2 separate regions of the Mus musculus genome follow, and region 2 is linked to region 1. Evidence: chromatin loops called from intact Hi-C (ENCODE). Cell type or tissue: heart. All regions are shown on one strand. Links, peaks and the distances in the headings refer to the core of each region. The heading gives the core; the rest is flanking DNA.

The links. A loop is a pair of places that touch in the nucleus more often than their neighbours do. Peaks named below come from ENCODE experiments on the same cell type or tissue, not always from the same donor. Only the 100,000 strongest peaks of a DNase experiment are listed, where the experiment ranks them.
Region 2: it touches region 1 in a loop (7-fold over the local background); 8 of 42 quality-filtered maps call a loop at or near these places.

The regions. Positions count from the first base shown.
Region 1 is chr5:130,021,358-130,026,735 of GRCm38, forward strand. Asl (argininosuccinate lyase) reads right to left here and starts at 3,024. Exons shown (of 17, transcript NM_133768.5): 1 at 2,937-3,024; 2 at 2,685-2,739. The coding sequence starts at 2,696. It overlaps Gm40334 (a long non-coding RNA gene), which reads right to left. Exons shown (of 3, transcript XR_868562.1): 2 at 4,440-4,665; 3 at 3,771-3,837. In heart, for the core only: a CTCF peak has its summit at 2,493 (motif pointing right); a DNase peak (open chromatin) is centred at 3,034; H3K4me3 peaks cover 1,339 bases; H3K27ac peaks cover 1,497 bases; H3K27me3 peaks cover 298 bases.
Region 2 is chr5:130,160,802-130,166,179 of GRCm38, forward strand. No RefSeq gene overlaps it. Among named protein-coding and RNA genes, the nearest start is that of Rabgef1, 8.3 kb to the right of the region's middle. In heart, for the core only: a CTCF peak has its summit at 3,114; a DNase peak (open chromatin) is centred at 3,070; H3K27me3 peaks cover 220 bases.

The sequences.
Region 1 (5,378 bases), core at 201-5,200:
ATTCAGGTCCTTACCCTTGCAAAGCAAGCAGTTTACCAACACTGCCTCCTGAGCCCTGAAGTGTCTCAAGGGAGCAGGCGCTTTGCTCTGGCCCCTGGCTAGGAGCCCACCCCCTCTGTGCTCAACCGCCAGAAGGACTCTGAACCGCAGAAGCAGCCTCCAGCATCACCCCCAGCTCTGTGAGAGGATCTACACCTGACCTTCGAAGGATCTCCTTCAACACCCTTCCCCCCTGGGCCCCTGGGGCCTGTGGGTCAGGGCCAGACAGTCAGTATGGAGAAACAAGTCAGGAGGCTGCAGGGGAAGGCCCAGGAAGCATCCTGCCACTGCCTTCCTTTCCAGATTTTCGGCCTCTGTGCCTGGTTTGTTGGTAATAACAACTCCTTAATAAGCAGGACAGCAGCCAGAACAATTAGTATCAACCCACAGAATGGCTTCAGGCAAGCTGAGGCCATCTGCAGCCCAGACCACTGTGTTCCAGGAGTGCAGAACTCTGAGCTCTAATTCCATCAGCAGGCTTCCAGACACACACTCCCCCTTGACCCCACCCATTCCTATATTTGGAATTTAACCCAGGGCCTTGTTTGTGAGACACAGGTGGTCTACCACAGAGTCATAGCCCAGTCCCTTAGTGAGAGATTCTAAGCTGGTGTTTCACCACTGAGCTACAACCCCAGCCATGTGTTTTGGCTTGTGGAGATAGGTTCAGGCTGGACCAATACAAATGGAGAGGGTATTGCTGCACGCTGGAAGCCTGGGAGAAGGGGAAAAGGGCCGAGTGGAATGAGTAAGATTCAGTTTAAATGCACAAGAGAAGCATCGGAAAAGTTACTGTTAGCTGGGTGTAGTGGTACTCACTTGTAATACCAGCATTAGGGAGGCAGATGTAGGAGGATTAATAGTGTGGGTTTGTTTGTTTTTTTTTTTTTCTTTGTTTGTTTTTCAAGACAGGGGTTCTCTGTGTAGCCCTGGCTGTCCTGGAACTCAGTCTATAGACCAGGCTGGGTTTGAACTTATGGAGCTCCTCCTGCCTCTGTCTCCCAAGTGCTGGGTTTAGAGGCATGGGCCGCTGCAATTACATGGTACTGCAATTACATCCTTTTATGAAGTGGACACCAACACCCCTACTTCACAAAGGAACTAAGAGGTCAAGGACCCTGGTGTACAAATCACATCTGTTTGGCTCCAAAGTCCAGCCCTTGTTCCTGACCCTCCGCATGACCCAGCAGCTAAGCAGATCAGGCCGTCGTAACTCAAGTGAGTTAAATCTTTAATCGGAATGATGAGCTACGAGGAAGGAGGTGAGTTGCCAGCTAACGAAGACCAGAAGGGACCACACATGCAGGCATCTGCTTCCCTACAGCCTCCATTCCCTAAGAGTTCAGAGCTATGACTCTGAGATCCATTCCTTACAGGTGAAGCCCAATAGCTGTCATCATTCCATTTACCAGCTAAACCAACCAAGCCCACGGGAGACCTATATCTTGCACACCTTTCACTAAATAGGAAGACAAGCCAGGGATTCCTGGCCCAGAGGAGAGGACAGCGACACCCTAGGGAGTCACTGGGGCCACGGAGAGAGGTCCCTCCCTCCTGGCCGGTTCTATATGATGGACCTCAAGGACAATTTAGGGACTCAAGTTTTCCTATACATGGGAACAAGCGAATAGGAGGAGAGAGTTATCCTATTGGGTGGGGCCTGACAAGAGGATGTGGGGTGAAAAGCGGTATGTAAGGAAGATGAGGTAGCTAACTGGGTAAAGGCCCTTGCTGCCAAGCCTGTTGAAAAGAGAATCCACTCCCACATTTTGTCCTCTGATCACCACATGTATGAGAGCTCACATGGACATACTTATGTACGAACAAACAATGCTAAAAAAAAAAAAAAAAAAAAAAAAAAGTGGAAAGCTTTCATGTGGTAGGTCACACCCGGAATCTGAACACTCAGCAGGTGGATGCAGGTGACTTGTCAGACGCTTAAGGCCAGTCTGAGTAGAGGTGAATTCCAGTCTAGCCTGGGCTAAAAGTTAGCCACTGTCTCAAAGAAAGAAAAACAGGGGCTGGAGAGCCGGGCTCAGCCAGTAAGAGCATGGAGGTTTGGTCTTCACCCACATGGTGGCTCTCAAACATCTGTAACTCCATTCCTTTAGATCCCACATAGGGAGTAGCCAGCCCCGGGGTTCACAGACGTCTATACATGCAGGCAAAACATCCATACAAATATACATTTTAAAATAATTCTTTAAAAAGGGAAAACGCAGGGCTCAGTGGCTCATACCTTTAATCCCAGCGCTCTGGGAGGCAGAAGCAGGTGGATCTCTGAGGTCGAGGCCAGCCTGGTCTACAGAGCGAGTTCCAGGATTACACATGGGAACCCTGTCTCAAAAAACAAACGAGAAAAAAAAAAAAAACTACAAAACAACAACAACAAAAACAAAAAAAAACGGGGAAAACCGCCCGACATAGTGGCCAATAGTGAGATCATTACATAAGCCACTAGGTGGCGCTGGATGGGCAGATAACGACGCGGACATCCCTGAGTCTACGTGAAGCCAGTCTTTGGAAGTGTGGTCGGGAATTTCAGGATCACTGCAGGTCTGTGTGGCAGGAGATGGCCCCCATACGCGGTTAAACCCGACTGGTTCCTCCCCGCTCCTTTGCAAGGTCCCCTCAGTCCTACACACCTCTGATGCCATGTTGGGCGGTTCCTCCTCCTCCTGGAGCTTCTGTCTTACGAATCTGGAAGACAAGACCACACTGACCAACTCGGCTCGGGAGGTCTACGGGGCAGGGACGGAGTTGGGACACCTGCTCGGCTTGCAGGACGTGGGCAGCACTCAGCAAGCGCACCACAGACTTCGCGTTCCTTCTTGTTTGTTCCCTCTGTCCCACGTTCCCTGGACCTAGTGGATCAAGACACTCAGGGACCAGGTTACCTTCTGGTCTCTCCTGGCTTTTTCTGGTCCGGATGGCGTCCGCTGCCCCTCTGTCTTGTCCCCGCCTCCTGGAAGAGTAGAGCCAATTGGGAGAGGTGGGTGTGACTCATCAATCACGCTTATGGGCGGGACCACCTCTGGCTAAGCTACTAGCAGCAGGAAGAGGTGATTTCCAGGGAGTCAGCACTAGTTGTACTGAGGTTCAAGCACACAAAACCTTTGCTGAGGTGAAGACAGACGACAGGTTTGTCATCCCTGCAGCACCCGGGAGGCTGAGGCAGGAAGATTGCTGGAGGTTCCAGGCCTGGGTTGCAGATGAACCTGTTTCAAAACCGTTTCAGCACTTGGGAGGCAGAGGCCGGCCGGGGTGGGGAGTGGGGGGTAGGGGTAGGGGGCTTGGGGGTGGGCAACAGGGACTAAAGAGTGAGACCTTGTCTTAAAGTAGGGGGCAGAGGTAAATCATGCTAAATCAGGTATGGTTTTGTATGCCGGTTATACCAGTACTCTGGAGGCTGAGGCAAAAGGCTTGCTTCAGGTTCCAGGCCAATACAGACTACTAATGAAGCATGGTGGTATACGCCAGTAGTCCTGGCTTTCGGGAGATTGATGGAGGAGGGTCAGAAGTTCTAGGTCATCCTGAGCTGCATAAGCCAGCTCAAGGTAGCCTGGGTTATGGAATTAAAAAAAAAAAAAAAAAAAGAAAGAAAAAAAAAGGCTGGCAGTCAGGCTGTGGAAAGATATCTGCTAAATGCTAAGTTACCTGTGATAACTGTTAGCACATACCTGCGATCGCAGCAGTCGGGAGCCTGAGGTAGGAATGTCAAGACTTTGAATCCAGGGCTTAGAGAGATGGCTCAGCACAAGAGCTAGCCTTGAAAGGTTGGCCAGCTGAGTTCGATCCCTGGAAATCATATAGAAGGTCGGCTGTGGGACTCATCTGTGGTCTCAGTATTTCTACTCAAGACGGGCGAGAAGACTAGAGGAATGTGGGGGCCAGCTAGTCTGGAACTTGGAGCAGTGACAAATATAAGAGAGGCCCTGCCTCAATAAGGGGAAAGGCAAGAATGGACCCCAAAGGGTTGTTCTCCAACCTCTACACATGTTCTGTGGCAAGTGGTGCACACCTCCCCTCCCCCACCCCCAAATAAATGCCTACCTAAAGAAAAGATGGATCCAGTGAGGTGCCTCAATGGGTAAAGGTGCTTATTGTCAAATCTTACAATCTGATTTTGATCCCAGGACCCACATAGTGGAAAGAGAGAATGACTTCACCAAATTGTCCTCTACACTCTATGCATATGCATGATACATACACATGCATGCATACTACATACATAAATGTACAAAAAAAAAGGACAAACCTCCCCCCCAAAGTTGGGATGTAGTCCAGTTGGTATTCTTTAGAGAGTCTAGAAAGGGATTCTAACGGGCAATTGAGGGTTAAAACTCAGGGCTTCCTTCAGTCTATCACGTTCATTCTCAAAGCAGGAGGTCTGGGCTTACCTTGAATCAGCACAAGAACATGGCTGGAAGAGTGGGCAGCGGCCACTGTGGAGACCAGGTGTGTCATGATAGACCTCCAATCATGGAGGATGCGTGTATGTATGTGCATTATGTATGTGCCTGATACCAGTGGCAGTCAGAGGAGCACGTGGGCATCCATGGAACTGGAGTTACAGACGACAGTGAGCCTCTGTATTCGGCAAGCTGGAAACTGAAACTGGATTCTCTGCAAGAGCAACACATCCTCTTAACCCCGGAGCCATCCCTACAGCCCCTTATGGACTATGGACGTTTTTAATCACCAACAGACCAGAGATGCTAGAGATAGCCAAGATGGGACTGGGAACATTCGAGGAGCATGCTCAGTAGTTGCTAGAATGTCTGTATCACACAATGCAGGACTTTAATCAAACTTCCATGCCTTGTGTAGAAACAAGTTTTCAAAATCATGCCAAATAGACCTAGATTATAGTAAGTGCTTAAGAGTTCTGGTATGGTTGGGCGTGGTGGCGCATGCCTTTAATCCCAGCACTTGGGAGGCAGAGGCAGACAGATTTCTGAGTTCTTAGTTCAAGGCCAGCCTGGTCTACAGAGTGAGTTCCAGGACAGCCAGGGCTACACAGAGAAACCCTGTCTTGAAAAACCAAAAAAAAAAAAAAAAGAGTTCTGGAATGGCTCAGAAATAGAGCACTCGCTTAGAATCTATGAAATGAGAAGGGCATGGCTCAGCACTGGACACTCGTCTAGAATCACCCAGGGAGGATTTGGAGTTTGGCTTGGCATTAGAGTGCCTGTCAAAAGAAGCTGGTGGCATGTCTCAGAGTAGAGCCCTCTCAGAGCAAGAGGGAGTCTTAGTTCACTCTCACCCTGTGAGCGTCAGCCTAGGAAACCTCAAGCTCTGGTTTGTATCCAAAGAGCAGAGAAAGTTTAGGAAACCTT
Region 2 (5,378 bases), core at 215-5,214, 140 kb after region 1:
CTCTGTCACCATTTGGCAGTGTCAAGCTGGATGAAGACAGGGTCTCGTCTCTTGTCCCCCAGACATGGCTCGTGCTGCCTAGCTGGTTTTGAAAGTCAGAATTGAGCCGGGCGTGGTGGCTCACGCCTTTAATCCCAGCACTCGGGAGGCAGAGGCAGGCTGATTTCTGAGTTCGAGACCAGCCTGGTCTACAAAGTGAGCTCCAGGACAGCCAGGGCTATACAGAGAAACCCTGTCTCGAAAAGCCAAAAAAAAAAAAAAAAAAAAAAAAAAAAGAAAGTTAGGATTGCACACTTTTCTTGCCTTCAGAGAAACCAGGATTATGGCTGCAGACCACCTTACCCAGATAAGGACCATGCCTCTAACAGCCATTTAAAGGGGACGTTTAAGACCCAAGGCATATCATTGTAAATAACCTTTTTCCACCTGACACCAAACAGAACCAGGGCCTTTGTGTACCAGGGGAAAACAGAGCTGCTGTGTGAAATACTTGGAACCTTCTAGAAACACTTCTTGATTGGCAGTGGAAACTAGAGTGGGAACTGGAATCAGATCCTGTGGAAATTTTTTAGTGTTTTCTGCCCTCCATGTTATAATTCCTCCTCCAACAGTGCATGACTTAGAGAAATCTCCTAATTGTTATAGCCTGGAATTTGATTTTGAATTTGAGGGTTTTTTTTTTTTTGAAGACTTATTTAATTTATATGAGTACACTGTAGTTGTCTTCAGACACACCAGAAAAGGACATCAGATCCCATTACAGATGATGGTGAGCCACTGTGTGGTTGCTGGGAATTGAACTCAGGACCTCCAGAGGAGCAGTCAGTGCTCTTAACCGCTGAGTCATCTCTTCAGCTCCCAAGTTTTTTGGTTTTTTGGTTTTTTTTAAAAGCTGGTCTCTTATACCCTAACCTGGCCGAAAACTTGCTGTATGGTGGCCCAGGGTAAACTTTGAACTCCTGATGTCCCTGACCACTTCCCACGTGCTGGGATGAGAAGTGTCACTATAATATCTTTTGCTTGTTCCTGTTGAGACAGGGTCACACTGTTCCTTGACTGGCCTGGAACTCATGGCAGTCCTCCTGCCTCATTCTTCCGAGTGCCAGGATTACAGTTGTGAAATACCATACCTCACCACTGGTTTATTTTCAGACAGGGTCTCATGTGTCCCAGGCAGGACTTGAACTCACGGCGTCGTCAAGGATGCCCGTTAGTTCCTAATCTTCCCGCCTGGACTGCAGACATGAATCACCATGCCTGGTTTATATAGTGCAAGACATGGAGCATAAGTCTTTGTGAGCGGTGGGCAAGCAGCAGCAGCCTCCCCCCAGTTTTTAAACTCTTTTTTGAAACCGGTTGTTACATAGCCTGAGCTAGCCTCCCAAGTAGCTGGCGTTGCAGGCATGTGTCTCTGGCACCCAGCTAGACCCTGATACCCTTGCTGTTCTATTTTGCTTCTACTTTATTCACTGGGGTGGCACACGTGCACCACAGCATGTGGTCAGAAGAGAACCTGATGTTAGCTCTGCATGGTGGGGGCTCTCAGGAGACCCTCTCATTAGCTTTCCTGCACTCTCTCAGATAGACCTGTGCATTCTGCCGTTCTGTACTGTGTACGTATGTGTGATGGTTTGTATATGCTTGGCTCAGGGAGTGGTACTATTAGGGGGTGTGGCCTTGTTGGAGTAGGTGTGTCACTGTGGGCATGGGCTTTAAGACCTTCCCCCTGGCTTCCTAGAAGTCTGTGTTCTGCTAGCAGTCTTCAGATGAAGATGTAGAACTCTCAGCTTCTCCTGCACCGTGTCTGCCTGGATGCTGCCATGCTCCTGCCTTGAGGATAATGGCTGTAAGCCAGCCCCAATTAAATGTTGTCCTTATAAGAATTGCCTTTTTCATGCTGTCTGTTCACAGCAGTACAACCCTAACTAAGACAGTATGTGAAGCAGTATTCTCAGCATTGGAGAGTATTGTAAAATCAAAATATTAACTCTGAAAAATCACAGGAGATGCTCTATGCAGCATCAAATATTCAGCTAAGATTTAGTTTAGTTTAGTTTTGTTTTGTTTTGTTTTGTTTTGTTTTGTTTTTGACAGGGTTTCTCTGTCAAACTCAGAAATCCGCCTGCCTCTGCCTCCCAAGTGCTGGGATTAAAGGTGTGCACCACCACCGCCCGGCTAAGATTTAGTTCTTTATGCATCTCACTAGAATGCAAGGTTGCCTTCATCTTTTATAAATAGTAAAATTAGCTGGGCGTGGTGGCACTTGCCTTTAATCCCAGCTCTCAGGAGTCAGAAGCAGACAGATTTCTGAGTTCGAGGCCAGCCTGGTCTACAAAGTGAGTTCCAGGACAGCCAGGGAGGGCTACACAGAGAAACCCTGTCTCGGAAAAAAAAAAAAAAAAAAAAAAAAAAGGGAAAATTACATAAAATTATATGTGTGTGTATATAGTGTATATGTATATTTACACATTTGTGCATATATCTATACATATATACATATATACATACACACACTAAAGTATACACACTTTAGTGTATATCACACACTAAAGAATTATTCTCAGAATTTTAAAAAAGATTTATTTATTTATTTTATGTGTATGAGTACACTGTAGCTGTCTTCAGACACACCAGAAGAGGGCATCAGATCCCATTACATGTGGTTGTGAGCCATCATGTGGTTTCTGGGAATTGAACTCAGGACCTCTAGAAGAGCTGTCAGTGCTTTTAACCACTGAGCCATCTCTCCAGCCCTCAAATTCTTTTATGATTTATTTTTAGTAAATGTCTAGCTTGTGAACTATTCCATATATCCAGTTATATATAATGTCAAGCCCCACCTCTAGGGATCAGGAGGAAAAAAATTTTAAGAAGCTTTGGTCTGGAGTTGGGATAGAGGCCAAATGAAGAATTCCTTTCTCTCTCTGAATTTGAGGTCCAGTTCTTCTTGGCTTACAGAGTAGCAGGGATGTCTTCAAGCGCTTGCTTTGGGGGCACTGCAGTGTAAAACCAACAAAGAACAGTTCTGGTTAATATCAACACACATTGGTGCTGGACCCAACCCATCGAGGTAGGCAAATGCCTGTCTGTTCCATGTCTCACCCGCGCCCCCTACCGACAGAGAGGAATATCACGTATTAAAACATTAAAAGGTCTCTTTTCCATTGATCCCCTCCTGAAAAAGCAATGAAAGGTGAAACTGAGAAACAATCCGTTGATAACTATCCTGTAATGGTTATTCCTGGTTATCAACTTGACTATATCTGGAATGAACTATAATCCAGAATTGTAAACCAGTGATCCTAAATCTGGAGGGTGAGAGATACAAGTTTCTGACCTGGATCTTGGCATGGAGATCTTGAGGCATAGTGGCTATGAAAAGCTTAGGCCCAGGCAAGGTGGTACAGGCCTTTAATCCCAGGAAACTGAGGCAAGGAGATCTCTGAGTTCAAGGTCAGTCTGAGACAATGAAAGTCCCAGATCCAGGCACGGTGATATAGACCTTTAATCTGGGCCACACCTTCTGCTGGGGGCCTACATAAGGACATTGGAAGAAGGAAGACTCACTCTTCTTCGCCTGCTTGCACTTACTTGCCAGCACATCTGTTGGAAGCTACTTCTCCAGAAGACCAGCTGAAACAACTAGCCCCCTGGGACTGAGCAACTACTAGATTCTTGGACTTCCCATTCACAGCTGACCACTGTTGGACCCAGAATGTAAGTCATCACAATAAATTCCCTTAATCTAGAGAGAGACATTCCATAAGTTCTGTGACTGTAGAGAACCCTGACTACCACATATCCCATTTATACGCCTATTGACCCAGTTTTATAATCTCATCCAGGCTTCTTTTCACAGATGTGAGTGAAATGCTATACTCAAATTACCTGCTAATATCACTGCTTGCATGGGTACCTAAGAACGGGCGCACCTTACTCATTTCTCCTGCATCCATCTCCATCATTTTAACCAATCTTGGGTAGCACCGTTCACCAAAGTCAGCGCATCCCTGACGGTCCTCTCGTTCCTACACATAGCCCATTGTTGACTGCTGTGGCATCTCCTACACAGAGCTTGAATCTGTTCACGGTGTCACCTGTGAAATCTTTCAACTGTGTTGCTACAGATACCTCTTGGTTTGGTTGAGACCCCGATCACCTCCCAAATTAGCTCCCTTTCTCAATTCTGCAGCCAAATACCTGCCTGCAACAGCTTGCAGCGGGGGTGGGGGGGTGGGTAGTTCGTCAGCACAGAGGGTTGAGGGTCTTGCTCAGTCATCCTGGGTGGCCTGCACTTTGTACAGACCAGGCTCACCTTAAACACCTTAAAATCCTTCTGCCTCCACTGCATGAGCCCTTATATATGCTGGTATCACAGATGTGCACCACTGTGTCTCATTCACAGGGTTTTCTGTCTTTCTCTTTTTAAAAAATTATGTATATGTGTGTTTTGCATGTATGGGTAGGTACGACATGTGCACCTGGTACCTTCAGAGGAGGGTGTCAGATCACCTGGGACTGGGTTTACAGATGGTTGAAAGCCACCATTTGGGTTTGGGAATAGAGCCTGGGTACTGTAGAGGAACCGTTAGTGCTCAGCCCCTGAGCAGTCGCCCAAGGCTCTTGCTTCCTTTCTTATCTCCAGCAGGCAACATAAGATGCTCTGAAAGCTTTCTCTGTCAGGCATCCCATCTGCTTTCCAGAGTCAGGGTTTTTTTTGTTTTTGTTTTTGTTTTTTTTTAATTCTACTCACACCCTCAACTGCCTAATCGAGGTCCACCCATAAAACTGAGTCCTGTCTGTTTTCCACTTAGTCTACAAGCTTCAGGGTAACTCCCAGGGCTCCAGAAATGGCTCAGCAGCTAGGGGTGTGGGCTTCTCTTGAAGAGGGCCCAAGTTTGACGCCAGGTACCCACGTTGTTGGGGTCCAGGAGTCGCCTCACAAACCATACAAATAATGATCTCCGTCAGTCAGAGATAGTTTATTGAGCATATGCCCCAGGGCTGATTGGCCCGACCAAGGCCAAGGTCCAAATTCAGAAACTGAATCATGACCCCGAGTTAAGATCCTATAGAGGTTTTAAGGCCAAAATCCACAGACATCTATGCCACAAATCAGGATTTAGGTATAAGGGATTTCCATAGGAACATGTCTTTGTTGTACATGTATCCTGTTTCCATTGGTTGGGGTATTCAACTGTGGCAGGGGACTTGCCTTGTCTAACATTCATGTCTTAACTAGCCAACCAGGATGTCAGTTGCCTATGTACGTGTCTCTTTCTGCTGAGTAGGATATCTGTTCCCAGCGAGGTCTTGGGAACTTTATTTACTATACCACTACTCAAAATGGAAGTCTTGTTCCAAATAGGTTTTTTGTT